Linked DNA regions of Homo sapiens: region 2 is linked to region 1. Evidence: chromatin loops called from intact Hi-C (ENCODE). Cell type or tissue: IMR-90. All regions are shown on one strand. Each heading gives the region's core, and the rest is flanking DNA. Links, peaks and the distances in the headings are about the cores only.

Region 1 (8,311 bases), core at 261-8,260:
ATGGGCAGAGGTTAGAAGACTTTGGAGGGCTCAGAAGAAGACAGGAAGATAAGGAAAGTTTGGAACTTCTTAAGAGACTGGTTAAATGATTTTGACCAAAATGCTAATAGAAATATGGATAGTGAATACCAGGCTGACAAAGTCTCAGATGGAAATGAGGAGCTTCTTGTGAACTGGAGTAAAAGTCACCCATGTTATGCCCTAGCAAAGAAGGATCGCTTTTTTGTTGCAAGTAACAGAAACCTCAAAAGATGTTGGCATAAACATGAGGGAATAAATTAGGTCATAAACAGTGTGTACAGAGGTTAGACAGGATTCAGGCTTGGTTGATTCAGGATCCAGGTTCTTTGCACCTCCCTTCAATGCTGGTTTCTTTCTCAGGTAGGTAGCAAGATGGCTGCAGCAGATCCAGCACTCACCTCCAGACAGGGCAATGTTCAGGAGAAAGAGAAAATGCGTTGTTAACACTCTGCTTTAGGAACAAGACACTTTGCCCAAAACCCCTCATCTGTCCTGAAGAACTCTAACCACACCTTACTGGGCAGACCTAAATTGCATATGCATTCCCGAAATCACTGTGAATGTCGATGAGATATGTCAACCTGGCCCATCTTCAGAACTGGAGATGCCTCATTCCCCCAAGGCAATGGTGGTTTTTGAGAGAAGTGGATACCTGGACAAACCCGGAGTTTGTTGAGTGTATCAGAGGCGATTAGTGACCTGCCCTTATTGTCTTGTTGTGCACTGTTTCTGGTGCACACTGGTAACTTCCTACTGCAAGTATCTGTGACTCTCTTTCTGAGGAATTTCTCTGGCTATGGGAGCTTGCATGGTCTGCTTGGAGTAGGCTGAAAAGTGCTGAGGAATTAATGTTCCTGGAAGGAGCCCTCAGTTGGTGATAGATGAGAACTGAAGGACAGTACCGCAGCTTCCTTGTCCCTTGGTGGAAAAACTCTAAGTTATGTTCTACTCCATTTCACACAGGTTCCCAGTGGTATGGAGTTCCAGTTGCCCACAGAGATGATTTGCTCATTAATATAGTCTGTGTTGGCTTCTTTTCTTTCCTGGATCACTTCCTCACACGCTTACCAGTATTTCCTGGTATCACCTCTCAACCAAACAACTTGTACCCAAGTCCTTGCTGGAGGGTCTGCTACTGAGGGAGCTCAACCAAAGTTGGTAGGAGGAAGAAGGGGGAAAGAGTTCTGTGTAGGAAATGAACAGTGTCCTCTACTGGCACATGTCCTCTACTGGCACATTCAGGAGCCACTTGTAAAACTTCCCAGGGTTTGTATTTATCGGTCTGCCAACTACAGCCTCCCAAAATGAATCCAAAACTAAGATTGAGCCTCAACATTCCCAAACATATTTATAAACCTGAAAACTTTCTGATGAAATGCAAAATTGTAGGCTTTCTGCAAACTTGATGCATGTAATTAGTAGACATAAAGTCTTCTGAATAAACTTATGAGGCTTTATTTAGCTAGAATGTGTCAGATTGAACATTTTAAAATACATGTTTTCTTTCCAGTATACCTGTCTTTCCCCGCAGATGTTGATTTCTTGAGGATTTTGGTTATTTGAAATTTGGATTGTTTTCCTAAATCTGCTTTGTAGAGATGTGGGAGATTATTTAGTGTGGAATAATATATTTTTTGAAAATTTATTTATTCGCATAAAGTCTTTAGCTCATTAGTTTATAATATTCTTGGAGTTATTATTTTAAAACTTGTGGTTCAAAGGGGATATAACAACTAGATGGATAGGAAAAATTGAAAGCTTGATTTTTCCTCAGCTAAAATTGGAAACCAGAACTTTATCACTCCTATTTTTACAGATGCCATGTGGCGGGAACCTTGGCCAACTGGGATGTGGGTGGCTGAGTCTTTCTTCAGCTTCTTACTGGAAACTGTGGCGTTTTCTTGACAGCAGTAATAAATCAGACATCCACAGGAAGCAAAGAGATCATTGAAATGAAACATAAGCTGTAAAATGTTCTGCCTCATATTATGACAGCCCTTTCCTTGGTGGGCTCTCTCTTTGGACCCATTAGAGAAACAGATCTCCAATTTACAGGAGGATGCATAAATTGGAGATGTAAAAATTACTAGATTTTATGGAAATATTGATTTGTTCACAGTGCACACAGGTCTAAGTTAACTTAAAGAGCACATCCCATAAACTCTATTAAGCCTAACTTGTCTTAGGCTATTACAAATCTGTGTATTGTTGGACTTTCTGAATTTATATTTTTGACTTTCTTTAATGTGAGCATCCTTCAACAGGTATCATAAACATTCAAAAGGGATTTACTGTAGTCATAGGAACAAAATGACTATTCTGAGAATTTCATTCTGGCAAACTGAATGATGTACTGCTAGTTATATATGTCTATTGAACCATGACTCTTTCCATAGGAAAACTCTGAGATTACTATCATCAGAGTCACCATATCCATAACCAACTGAATGCTTCTGATGTATTTTAATCTGGTTTTGTTGATAGTGATAAAACACTGGCTTGGCTCTATTTGGACTGAGTAATTTAAAAATATTTTACATTGATGAAATCATATTTTAATAATAAAGTTAATTAAATATATTGACTTTTTCCCAAGTTTAGAGGCAGCAACTATTTCACAAAGAGGAAAAAATGTTGTCAATACTTACATAAGATTATTTAATTTCAGTTGATTCTTGTACGAAGAACTATAGAAATAGTTGATCTTTCTTCTTTTTTCGAATTAAAATGAGCAGCCTCTGATTTTCCCTCCATTCCTCTCAGGGCCATCTCAACCAGCTTGTTGAAACCAGAATGCACTTGAGGAGGCCAAATATCTCCATATAATAGTGGTTGCATAACCAATGAAAATGAAATATTTTAAAAATCAAATGGGCAGAATGATTCCCTTAGTTGTGGCACTCTTTTAAGCATAATCACACCGGAAAATAGATTAGAATGGAGTTGTGAAAATTTTGAAGTACCACACATTCATTATTGTTACCACCATTGTACACCCACATATTGACTTAAACAAAATATTATTTCTTAAATTTGAGGCATAAACACTATTCCACTTACTGGCTTGAATTTAGGATTTTTGAGCTTGTTTAATGTGTTTAAAGATTTCTTAGTGTTTTTACATAATTCATTGCTATTGTTAAGTAAAATCACCATAATTCCACAGTAGTATACCCCTACAATATTTCAGAACTTGTTTTAGACAAAGAGAATACATCTCTTGTTATTCATAACCCCTACCCCACTTATAGAGATCTAGGAAGTAGAAATCTAGGGGACACTACTGCTGGAATACCCAGCATTTATCCCCATCACTTTCCCCTCTGATAGAACCATAATTCTAATTAGTCAACTGCTTTTTCTCTGCACTGCTTGGAAAGTGACTCCCATCTTGACCTCCAGTGATGTAATCTGATTATTTTAAGCCAGTTGTAGTAATTCTTACAACTATGATTGGTTCAGGAACTAAGGCAAAAAATTTCTGTCTTTTGAAAAGCAATTGCAACAAAAGCAAAAATTGACAAATGGGATCTAATTAAATGAAAGAGCTTCTGCACAGCAAAAGAAACTATCAACACAGAACACAGACAACCTACAGAATGCGAGAAAATGTTTGCAAACTATGCATGTGACAAAGTTCTCATATCCAGCATCTATATGATACCCTAACAAATTTACAAGAGAAAAACCAACAGCCCCATTAAAAAGTGGGCAAAGCACACGAACAGACACTTCTCAAAAGAAGACATACATGCAGCCAGCAAGCATATGAAAAAAAGCTCAATATCATGGACCATTAGAGAAATGTAAATCAAAACCACAGTGACACCATCTGACACCAATCAGAATGACTACTATTAAAAAGTCAAAAAATAACAGATGCTAGTGAGGTTGTGGAGAAAAAGGAATGCCTATACACTGTTGGTGGCAGTGTAAATTACTTCAACCATTGTGGAAAACAGTGTGCTGATTCCTCAAAGACCTAAAAACAGAACTACCATTTGACCCAGCAATCCCATTACTTGGTAAATACCCAAAGAAATATAAATCGTTCTGTCATAAAGACACGTGTGTGTTTGTGTTCATTGCGGCACTATTCACAATAGCAAATTCGTGGAATCAACCTAAAAGTCCATTAGTGGTAGGCTGGATAGAGAAAATGGGACATGTATACACCATGGAATACTATGCAGCCATAAAAATGAATGAGATCATGTTCTTTGCAGGAACATGGATGGAGGTGGAGGCCATTATTCTTAGCAAACTAACACAAGAACAGAAAAACCAAATACCATGAGTTCTCACTTATAAGTGGGAGCTAAATGATGAGAACACATGGACACATAGAGGAGAACAACAGGCACTGGGGCCTACTGGAGGGTGAAGTTTGGGAGGAGGGAGAGAATCAGGAAAAACAACAAATGGGTATGAAACTTAATACCTGGGTGATGAAATAATCTGTACAACAAACCCCCATGACATAATATATAATCTATACATCAAACCTGCACTATATAACAAAACTAGCCCTGAACTTAAAACAAAAGTTTTAAAAAAAATAAATATCTACCTTTATCTTTATTGGTAGTTGGGTTCACATCAAAAGTGATACAATTAGATAATAAGGAAGAAATTTTCTTCCGTGGTTGAAGAAGACTTTTTTTTCTTTCCAACTTGCTGAATACAAAGCAGAAAGCCTGTTGTCCTATTGCTATTGGCCACTGGCTTGAGACTGTGAGGGAAGTGAACATAGGAACAAATGGATACAGGGAAAGAGCAAAGAAAATTTTAGAGCAAATGGAAGCCTGATTGTCCTATATCTAGATCCTCTCTACTTCTCAAGTTGAAGATGGAGCTTGTGTACTTGAAGCTCATACTATTCTAACTTACAGGATGTGAGCATCCAGAGATCTATAGATTCAATGAAATCCCTATCAAAATGCCAATAATTTTTTTGTAGAAATAGAAAAACTCATCCTAGTTCACGTCCTTTGTAGGGACATGGATGAAACTGGTAACCATCATTCTCAGCAAACTATCACAAGGACAAAAAACAAACACCGCATGTTCTCACCCATAGGTGGCAATTGAACAATGAGAACACTTGGACACAGGAAGGGGAACATCACACACTGGGGCCTGTCATGGGGTGGGGGGAGGGGGGAGGGAAAGCATTAGGAGATATATCTAATGTAAATGACGAGCTAATGGGGGCAGCACACCAACATGGCACATGTATACATGTGTAACAAACCTGCACGTTGTTCACATGTACCCTAGAACTTAAAGTATAATAATAATAATAATAATAATAATAATAATAATAAACTCATTCTAAAATTCAAATGAAATCTCAAAACAATCTTGAAAAACAAGAAAAAAGTTGAAGGGATCACAATTCTTGATTTCTAAACTTACTACAAAGCTTCGGTAATAAAAACAATGTGGAATTGGCAAGAATACAGACATACAAACCAATGGTATCAGCTAAATAGCCCAGAAGTAAACCCTCACATATATGGCCAAATGATTTTCAACAAGGGCGCTAAGGCCAGTTGATGGGGAAAGAATAATCTTTTAAAAAACGATGCTGGGAAAATGAAATATCCACATGCAAAAGAATGAAGTTGGAACCTTATCTTATACCATATACAAAAAATAACTCAAAATAGATCAAAGACCTAAACATAAGAGAGAAAATGACACAGCTCTCAGAAGAAAACAGAAACAGAAAATCTTCATGTGATTGGATTTGGCAATGATTTCCTGGATATGACAACAAAAGTATAGGCAACAAAAGGAAACATGCATAAATTGTACTTCATCAAAATTAAAAACTTTGGTATATCAAGTGACCCTACCAAGAGAGGGAAAAGACAATCTACAGTGTGGGGAAAAAAAAAGTTTGCAAATCATATATCTGATAAGGGGTTAATAGCCAGAATATAGGAAGAACTCCTACAATTCAACAACAACAAAACAATCCAATTCAAAAATAAGAAAAGGGGCCAGGCGCGGTGGCTCATTCCTGTAATCCCAGCACTTCGGGAGGCGGAGGCAGGTGGATCACGAGGTCGGGAGATTGAGACCATCCTGGCTAACAGGGGGAAACCCCATCTCTGCTAAAAGTACAAAAAGTTAGCTGGGCGTGGTGGTGGGCACCTGTAGTCCCAGCTACTCAGGAGGCTGAGGCAGGAGAATGGCATGAACCCAGGAGGTGGAGCTTGCAGTGAGCTGAGATCATGCCACTGGGTGACAGAGCAAGACTCTGTCTCAAAAAAAAAAAAAAAAAAAAGAGAGAGAGAGAAAAGGACTTGTACAGATATTTTTTCAAGACATACAAATGGCCAATAAGCACATGAAAAGATGTTAAACATCACTAATCCTTAGGGAAATGCAAGTCAAAACCATAGTGAGATGCCACTTCACACCCATTAAGATGGTGGTAATATGCAATTTCATACTCAATTGCCACAAAAAGAATAAAATATCTAGGAATACAGCTAACTAGTGCAGTAAAAGATCTTTTCAAGGAGAACTACAAAACACTGCTCAAAAAAATCAGAGACGATACAAACAAATGGAAAAATATTCTATGCTCATGGATAGGAAGAATCAATATTGTAAAAATGGCCACACTGCCCAAAGCAACTTACAGATTCAATGCCATTCCTATTAAACTACCATCGAGATTCTTCACAGAACTAGAAAAAGCTACTTTAAAATTTATATGGAACCAAAAAAGAGTCTAAGAAGCCAAGGGAATCCTAAGCACAATGAACAAAGCTGGATGAATCACGCTAGCCGACTTCAAACTATACTAGAGCCTACAGTAACCAAAACAGCAGGATACTGGTACAAAAGTGACATGTAGACAAATGGAACAGAATAAAGGATCCAGAAATAAGGCCACACACCTACAACTATCTTCAACAAGCCTGACTAAAACAAGCAATGAGGAAAGGATTCCTTATTCAATAAATGGTGCTAGGGAACTGGCTAGCTATACGCAGATTGAAACTGGATCCCCTCCTTACACCATATACAAAATTTAACTCAAAATGAGTAAAGATTTAAATATATAACTGAAACCCTTGAAGACTCTGCAAGACAATCTAGGCAATACCATTCTGGACATAAGAATGGGCAAAGATTTTTATGACAAAGACACTAAAAGCAATTGCAATGAAAGTAAACATTGACAAACGGAATCTAACTAAACTAAAGAGCTTTTGCACAGGAAAGGAAACTATCAACAGACTGAACAGACAGCCTACAGGATGGGACAAAATGTTAGTAAACTATGCATCTGACAAGGGTCTGACATCCAGCATCCATAAGAAACTTAAATTTACAAGAAAAAAACAAGCAACCCCATTAAAAAGTGGGCAAAGCACATGAACAGACACTTTTCAAAAAAAGACATGTATGCAGCCAAAAAGCATATGAAAAAACGCTCAACATCATTGATCGTTAGAGAAATGCAGATCAAAATCACAATGAGATATCATCTCACACCAGTCAGAATGGCTATATTAAAAAGTAAAAAATAACAGATGCTGGTGAGGTTGTGGAGAAAAAGAAAAGCTTTTACACTGTTTTGGGGAGAGTAAATTAGTTCAACCATTGTGGAAGACAGCGTGGCAATTCCTCAAAGACTTAAAGCAGAACTACCACTCAACCCAGCAAATCCCATTAATGGGTATATACCCAAAGAATATAAATTGTTCTATTATAAAGACACATGCGTGCATATGTTCACAATAGCAAAGTCATGTAATCAACATAAATGTCCATCAATGGTAGACTGAATAAAGAAAATGTGGTACATATACACCATGGACTACTATACAACCATTTAAACAAATGCTATCATGTCCTTTGAAGGACTATGGATGCAGCTGGAGGCCATTAACCTTGGCAAACTAACATAGGAATAGAAAAGCCAAATACCACATGTTCTCACTTACAAATGGGAGCTAAATGATGGAATACATGGACACCTACAGGGCAACAACACACATTGGGGCTTACCAGAGGATGGAGAGTGGGAGCTGAGAAAGGATTGAGAAATGTGGCTAACAGCTACTAGGCTTAATACCTGGGTGGTGAAATAGTCTGTACAACAAACCCCCAATGACTCAAGTTTACCTATGTAACAAAACTGCACAGGTACCCCAGGACTTAAAATAAAAGTTAAAAAAATGGCCATTTAAATAAAACAAACAAGAAAATCAACCAAAACCCAAGAAAGTAACATGAGTTGGTTAGGATGTGGAGAAAGTGGAAC
Region 2 (8,311 bases), core at 107-8,106, 240 kb before region 1:
ACTTCAGGAGGTGATTGAGTGAGTGGAAGGAAGTCAGGTGGTCTGGCCAAGCTTCCCCAGTGGCCAAAGATGTAAAGACTAAGACCCATTTTGAGGACTATTCTGGGCAAATTTATAAAGTGTCTATATGTGTATTTGGAGCGAGAGAGTGTGTTGGTATTCTTGTAGAGCAGCTCTCTCCAGGAGAAACAGACCAACATTTTCTCATACGAGAAAGCCACCTCTATGTAACTTAAGATTTTTTAATAGCTACATGTAAAAGTAGAAACAGGTAAAATCAGCTTTAATCTATTTTATTAACCCCAAACAGTCCAACATATTTTCATTCCAACATGTAATCAATATTCTTAAGAAATCAATGAGATATTTTTATATTCTTTTTTCTCATGGTTAGTCTTCAAAATCTGGGGTTTATTTTGTGATCCATCTCCATTTGTATTAACCACATTTCAAGTGCTCAGTAGTCACATGTGGCCAGTGGCTATTGAGTTGAACGGTGCAGTTTTAGAGCTTAAAAGGCAAAGACTTACTGGCATCTGGTTTATACTTAGTGAGAAAAAGTTGAGTAATGTATAACTTGTAAGTTAAAATATTTGATATCTCTATATATTCTGATTTTAGCTTTGGGCAAAATTAAAACTTCATTACTCCAGTGATTTAAAAAATTAAAAAGATTTGGTTTGTGTAACCTGACCCAGGATAAGAAAAATCAGTGGTTTTATGTATTTGCCTTGTGTATGCAATATGTGCGTGTGTGCATGCGCCTGTGTGTTGTGTATTTGCTCAGTTTCATTCAAGAAAACAAATTGTCATTCTATATTAGGCCTTGAAAGATACAGTTGAAGTGGATAACTAAATGTTTCAAATAGCATTGACGATGAAGTGCTAATTCTTAACATAGTAATTTTAATCTAAAGTAATTGGGATGACTTTCTTTTCACTTTAGGAATAATAGATCTTGATTTTTACTGGATTAAAATTTGAGTTGAAATGGTTTTATTTAAATAATTTTGGAATTTGTCCACTTTTAATATCACTGTCCATTTGTTATTGTTGAGAATGCTTTCGCATTGTGCTTTAGTAGTTTATGAAGACTGTTCACTATTCTCCCATTTGAATGCCTCATAGCTACTTTGTGAAGAAGACAGATCAGATTTTATCCTGAACATGTTACAAATGAGGAGACTGAGGCATAGAGGGGATCGGTGATGTGTGAATGTGGCAGAGATGGGAAGAACACTTAAGACTTCTGATTCTTAAATCACATTCTTCCTTCTAACAATATTATCTGATGACAAATGAGTTTTAGGTAAAAGCCAAACCACCCTTTTACAAATATACTTTCCTATCAGAGTGTGTTCTAGAATTTTAGAGTTAAATTCTCTGAAATCTTTTAAAACTTGTGTATCCTTTTGGGGGAACATCTCCTTATGATTTTAATCCTATTCACTCGTTTTTTCATTATTTTTCTCACTTTTCTTCATTGCTTCCTTTTTCTTTTCTTTTCTTTTCTTTTCTTTTTTTTGAGACGGAATGTCCCTCTGTCGCCCAGGCTGGAGTGCAGTGGCGTGCTCTCAGTTCACAGCAACCTCCGCCTCCCGGGTTCAAGTGATTCTTGTGCCCCAGCTTCCCCGAGTAGCTGGGATTACAAGCAGACACCGCCACGCCCGGCTGATTTTTGTATTTTTAGTAGAGACGGGGTTTCGCCATGTTGGCTAGGCTCGAACTCCTGACCTCAAGTGATCTGCCCGCCTCAGCCTCCCAAGGTGTTGGGATTACAGGCGTAAGCCACCGTGCCTGACCATCATTGCTGAGTAGAGCAGCCGATGGCTGCTTTTTAAAGTGTCCTTGTGATGATGAAGGCATGGGCATATCAGGATTTTATTTCAAGCCTTCAGACGAGGCACCATCAACATTTTCAGGTCCATTTTTATTTGTCTTAAGAAGGTGTGATACCCAGTTTGTATAGTACTGAGTTCTTTACGAAAGAATGTCCCTCTACAAAAGAATATTACCTGATACCAGACCTTGCCCATGTGTTTTGAGGGCCCTATCTCCTGGGAAGTGAGAAGCAATTTCCTGGAAGAGGTCTGCGTCTGCGTTCTGAGTCCAGGGTACTCCTTCAGGCTGTTTGTTGGGAACCTTGCTTGCCACTTTGTATGATGCAGGTGGTGGCAGGTGGGTTCTCAGGGTGATTGCCACTTGATCCTTGCAATTCAGGGTTTAGTGACAAGCCTGATCCACTGTAAAGGCATGGAGGAACCGCTTGCTTTTTGTGGTATGAAACTCTGAAGTTGATGTCCTCATCAGTGAGGTGGAGATAATTATTCAGAATAACTTTTAAGGTTCTTTGTAGTGTCCTCATCAGTGAGGTGGAGATAATTATTCAGAATAACTTTTAAGGTTCTTTGTAGTTCAAAAATAGTCCAACTTCAAGTTTAAGAACCTCTGCCTACCCTCCCACCCCCACCTTCCAACCTTTCTAGATTAGTCATTTGTTTGGCAAATGTTTGAATGACAGTGATGTGCCAAGTGTAGTATTCCAGGCCCTAGGGAATCAAAAACCATGAGTAAGATAAAGTCCATTAAGAGGAGGGGCTTATAAACAATATTCAGACAAAAGATCCAGAAGTCATAAGGTCACTTGTCTTTATGCCAGTAAAGTAACTAAATAAGCATTGTATTTGTGAAGTATGTGCACCTAGTACACAAGAAAACCCAGAGAGTAATCATTTATGTGCTCTAAAGGCAGAAAGTAGTCGATCTTTAAACTATTTTGTCTTCTATTTTGGATTTCTTTTCTATTTTTGCTCATTTTAATTTTATTAAACCTATCTAATGAAATATTTTGATCTCAAACTAGAATTAACAAGTATAGAACAAAATATTTTTATGTATTCATATATGTCTTAGGCCATTTAGGCAGCTATAACAGAATGTTTTAGACTGGGTGGCTTATAAATAAAATTCCAGAGAATTTTATTTCTCTGGAGGCCCAGAAGTTCAAGACCAAGATGCCGTAGATTTGGTGTCTGGTGACAGCCTGCTTTTTGATTCATAGATGGTGCCTTCTAACTGGGTCCTCCCATGTTGGAAGGGGCAAACAAGCGCCCTTGGGTCTCTTAACTAATCTCATTCAGGAGGATTCTGCCCCCAGGACCTAATAATCTCACAAAGGCACCACTTTTTGATACCATCATCTTGGGGGTGAGGATTTCAACCTACAAATTTCAGGGGGATACAAACATTCAGACCCTTCATTATATTTGGTTAAAATGCTGTTAAAAAAAAAAAAAGGTTACTGTATGATGGGAGTGTGATAGAAACAGAAAGCCCATCGGCTGTGAAACCAGAGTTTTTAATCATTTCTGTCATTTCCTGGGTGTCTCTGGTAGCATCCTTAAACTAGGGTGGTGAAGTATGGCTTATGGCTTATGCCTGGGCTCTCAGAGGAATTGTGTGCTTGGCTTCCCTAGGGCCTGTGAGCCTGGGGCAGGACGTGGGTGGTATGAGAGTTTGGACTTAGGCCGGCAGCTGGTAGGGAACATCTATCCTTGCACTCCTGAGATCATTCCCCTGCCAGAGAAGACACAGCTCCTGTTTTGGTCTGATGAATTAAGCTAATTGTGGTGCTTAAACTTAAAAAAAAAAAAAAAAAAAAAAAAAAAAACAGTGACAATTGTTAATTAACTGCAATAAACTGATGATGGGCTGGAAAAATACTAAGTGAAGGGGCAGGGGCCTTTTCCTGGGTAATAGGGGAAAGCTACCTCTGATTTTATAAACTTCGATGATTACTGTGTTGATTTCTGTCCTTACAAATCTGTTAGAGCAGCAAACTCAAAAAGAAATTATCTTACATTGTGTGCATTTTTTTGTGTTGGGAAATGGTGTTCCTTAGAAGCGTGGCACTGTCACTGTGACTTCTACACATTTTTTTATACATGGTACACAGAAACATGTGGGAAGACTTGAGTTGAAGATGTGACTGCTTTCTGAGGTCACATTGGTGGCTTACATGTCCCAAGCCAGGCTCTAGAGTCCTCTGAAGATGTGTACGTTGAGTGGCCACTAGATGGCAACCTGTGGTTCTGGACAGGGTGACTCAGCAGCCTGTTTCACTATTGGGGGCCAGTCCAGGGGCTTTGTGTGTTCAAGACACCCTTTAAAGCAGATTAAACTCTGTATTGGCAACATTAGCTCCCAACCCCAGGTTTTTAATGGGTACCAGAGTTAGTAATATTACTTGTGTTTTTTATGTTTAAAGCACAAGAACTGTTCATTTCCTGCATTTCAGACAGGATCTCTGAGCATCTTTCAAACATAGGGACATCTTTTTGCCAGGATGTTGGGCTTGCTCCCAGGCATGCTGCAGAACTTCACATTTCTTCTCATAGCTCTGCCTAGAGTTTACAGCTAACTTTATTTTCTTTTAACTATGGGGTAGTTATCTAAATGAGTGCTTCCTGCTCTTGAATCTGTTAAAACAAACAACCGCTCTTCTTCTTCGTAGACAGGACTAAACTAAACTACCAGTCAAATCTATGGCTTTGGTCCTTGACCCTCTTTCCGGTGAAGAACAGGGACCTCGACCTTATGTTTTTGGGTTACCCAGTTTCCCTCCTCTTTGACCCTCTCCGATTATTATTAATATTATATTATTATATACACACCATTAAAAAAATCTAACCCTACAGTAGAAAATCTAACCCTATAGTGCGAATTCAGCCCTGCCTCCCAAACTTACTCCTGTTTACTGCTTTCTTGTGTATCTTTCTAGTCCCTGTGACCCCCTCATTGGGATTCTGGCACTAGATCTCTAACTGGCTCTCAATATCTCTTTTCCTTCCCACCAGTCCTTCTCCATGGAGATCAAGAGTGAGCTTGTCAAGATGCAGCCCTGATCGTGGTCTTTCTCATAGTGGCAGGTGGCCTCCATTGTTCCTAGGATGTAATTTTAAAAACCCTCACTGTGGACTACAAAAGCCTTTTATGAGACTGACCCCATGTTCCTCTCAGCATCATCTTATACCTCTTTCCCACTTCCTCTATCCACTCCAGCGACAGTGGCTGTCTTTTAAGTCTGTTGGACTTACCATACTCCCATCTGCTTCTGGGCCTTTGCCTATGCTGTTCCTAATAGACAGAGAGCCTTTCCCACCTCTCCAAAATATCTAGTTCCTGCTTATCTCTCAACTCTCTTAGCTTATGTGTCATTCTCTTGAAGAAGTCTTTTCCGACTCTAAAATAGCCTAATTTTAATCTTTTTTATTTTCCACATTAGGAAGAAATAAGGGGCTTTCTAAATTGTTCTGTTTCATAGAAATTAAACATTTAATATAATTGCAGGCTTTTAGATAGTTTATCATATCAACAAAGAGATCATAAGGACTTATTTGTAGTTAGGTACAAAGAAGGAGCTTTCACAGGCTTGTTTTTAAAAATAGATTCGTGTGCTCTATTATGAACCATTTTAGTTCATACAGTATACAAAATATATTGATAATACTTGGTGTATGTATTATCTGTACTTAGTAGGTTAAAGATCTATAGAGAAAATACGTATTCAGTGTTGAAAATCTTTAATATTGCTGGTGAAAATGGTGACTCTTGATTCTCATTTTTAAGGGCTAGATATTGCAAACAAAATTAGTTTGTAAAAATAACCAATAAGTATGCTTGCTTATGAAAAGTAAACACTGTATCACTTACTGGTAAAAACAGGTTATTATCACCAAGGCTCCCTGGAGAAATGGCTGATTTCAAGTCTGGAATAGGGTAAGAACAGGGTGAGCTGTTCCATCTTGTGCCAGAAAGCAAGGAAATGCTCAGAGACTTGTGGGGGACATGTCAGAAGGAAATTGGAGCCAGCTTTAGGGGGCTACTGCCCAAATGGGGAAAGTTTCTACAATCAAAAAGAGTAATGACAGTAACAGATTATAACACACTGAATTAGACGCAAAAAATCCTAAGTCCAGAAAATAAGAAGGTCATGTGTGGAGCTCTTCTTTATAGAAGAATTATAGCCAATAAATGTAGAAGGAATGATAGGATTAGAAAATCACCATCTTGGGTATTCAGATGTTACTGATTCAGGCAGGTATCACCAATGGATGCTATAACCATTGTGTGTTGTCAGGAGTATGTCCTCCTTGTGAGGTCTTTAGAGATCATTCCAACCTGGCCACAGAACTTCTACTGGGAGAGGAATAGGAGATTAAAGGATTTATTTTATTCTCAGTTCCTAGAGAGGGAAGCATGGCATGCCACACAGGGAGCTATATGGGAGGAGCTCCCAGGGAGTGGGCTCCGCTAAGCAGGTGGGGAACTGAGAGAGAGTGAGGACCCATGGGCAAGTGCCTTCCCTGGATGTCAGATTGGTATGTGTGGATGTCACTCAGTCATAGTCAGGGGAGTGTAAGAAGGGGACCTTGTGGCAGGGGGGCAGACTTACCGCTAGTGGACTTGGTCTCCTGGGTAGGATGTTCATTGCTTATTTGTGGGGATACTGAGGCAGGAGGAAAATAGGAAGTTTAAGTGGTGTACAATACACATTGAGTGAAATGTTATTGGGGACTGGACATTTATAGTCTCAAAGTATCATCCTGTAGATACTTACTATTTCAAAGAGGAAGAATTGCCTTTAAATGGAAAATGGTGGACACCACCATAACCATAGGAATCCACCAATAATGGAACAGGGACAGACAGACATGATGAAGGACACACATCTTGTCAGAAGTGTTGGATCTAAATATAATCATAGGGACATTATCTGACAGATGGACATTCTACAAAAGCAAGTGGTCTGGTCTCCAAAAATGACATTGTCAAGAAAGAAAAAGGCAGAGAACTCTTCTAGAGACTAAGGAAATATGACAGCTAAAAGCAGCGCATGATCCTTGATTGGATCCTGATTGAAAACAGCAGCTATAAAAGAAATTGGGGAATAATTGGGAAATTTGCAGGTGGTTGTATATCAGCTAAGAAAGTTAACATTGATACAGTAGTAAGATTGTTGATGGTGTTGAAGTGCTTAGGGATGAAGTTTCATTATGTTTGCAACTTTTAAATGGTATAGAAAAATGTATATGTATATGAGAGAGAGTACATAAATATAAAAAAGGTTAATTGCTGGATCAAGGGGATGGTATATGAGTGGTTATTTGCTATTCTTTCAACTTTTCTGTACATTTAAAATTTTTTTTAAGTGTAGAAAAAATAGGTTATGGATGTGTTTCAACTTCAGGGATTTGTTCTTTCCTTTGGTATTGTGTTTATATTACTGCCTCTATTAAAAAAATAAATAAATGAACTCAGGTCATAATTTGCCTTTATTCTGTTTTTCTAGATGTGATACAACAGAAAAACTCAGAAATACTTTGGATTACTTAAGATCATTCTTAAATGATTCTACAAACTTTAAACTTATTTACAGATATGCGTTTGACTTTGCACGGGTGAGTTCTCTGGAGCCTATCCAGATGTTTCCCTCTCTTCCCTCCCCTTTTTAAATTGCCTTTTGAGGTTAGTTTTTACATGCCACAGCAAAAAAACTTGAATAAGTTAACTCCCAGGATGCTAGTTAGTATTTCTTTCTACATGTATGCTTTTGAAAACTAAGTTTGATTCTGGTCAAACATTCTGTAGGTCAGCAAAAAGCTCTAGTGGCAGACGTTTACTGGCTCTTGGAATTGGCTTAAAAGTGACATGGGCATGCAATACACACTGTCTTAAATGTCTCTTAGATAAGGTTGGAAAAGCTTTCCTTCTCACAGAACAACAAACCTTCTCCTGTTGAGTTTACTAGAATAAGCTAATCATATCTAATTCAGATTCACCGTGGGTGCTATTATTGTATTTGGAAATCATGTGAATTTTAGACGTAAGCTAATTTCTTACATTACTTAATGTAATACATTACTTAAATGTATTTTTCTAATCATCGTTTTGAAAAGCAGTTACCCTATTTGTCACATAGTGAGTCAAGTCGAAGTATGTGAAAGTGGTTCCCTTGGAGTGAAATAAAAATCTTACTTTTCAGCCTAGTCACCATACATAGAGAATTTTGAAGCACCAGTTGGCATCATACTCAATTCAAACAAAATCTATATCCCATACAATTACAATTTATTCTGAAATGATGTTTTCTGTTAGGTCTGTTTGTTTAGTGGATTCAGGTGACTAGGCTTTCTTGTTTGATTGCACTTTTTTAAATTATTTTTTTTTAAGGCAGAGAACTCGGTGACAATTTATTCTTTTTTCCTTACCACCATATTGATTTTTTTCACTTTTTACTCTCTTTGGCTCT

What was found. Peaks named below come from ENCODE experiments on the same cell type or tissue, not always from the same donor. Only the 100,000 strongest peaks of a DNase experiment are listed, where the experiment ranks them.
Region 2: a loop joins it to region 1, with 4 times the contacts of the local background. A loop is called at or near these places in 6 of 110 quality-filtered maps.

Annotation. Positions count from the first base shown.
Region 1 is chr4:52,133,502-52,141,812 of GRCh38, forward strand. No RefSeq gene overlaps it. Among named protein-coding and RNA genes, the nearest start is that of SPATA18, 86 kb to the left of the region's middle. In IMR-90, for the core only: no CTCF peak of the experiment used is centred there; no DNase peak of the experiment used is centred there; H3K27me3 peaks cover 143 bases.
Region 2 is chr4:51,891,919-51,900,229 of GRCh38, forward strand. DCUN1D4 (defective in cullin neddylation 1 domain containing 4) reads left to right here. Exons shown (of 11, transcript NM_001040402.3): 8 at 7,352-7,460. Among named protein-coding and RNA genes, the nearest start is that of DCUN1D4, 53 kb to the left of the region's middle. In IMR-90, for the core only: a CTCF peak has its summit at 4,077 (motif pointing right); a DNase peak (open chromatin) is centred at 4,073; H3K27ac peaks cover 247 bases.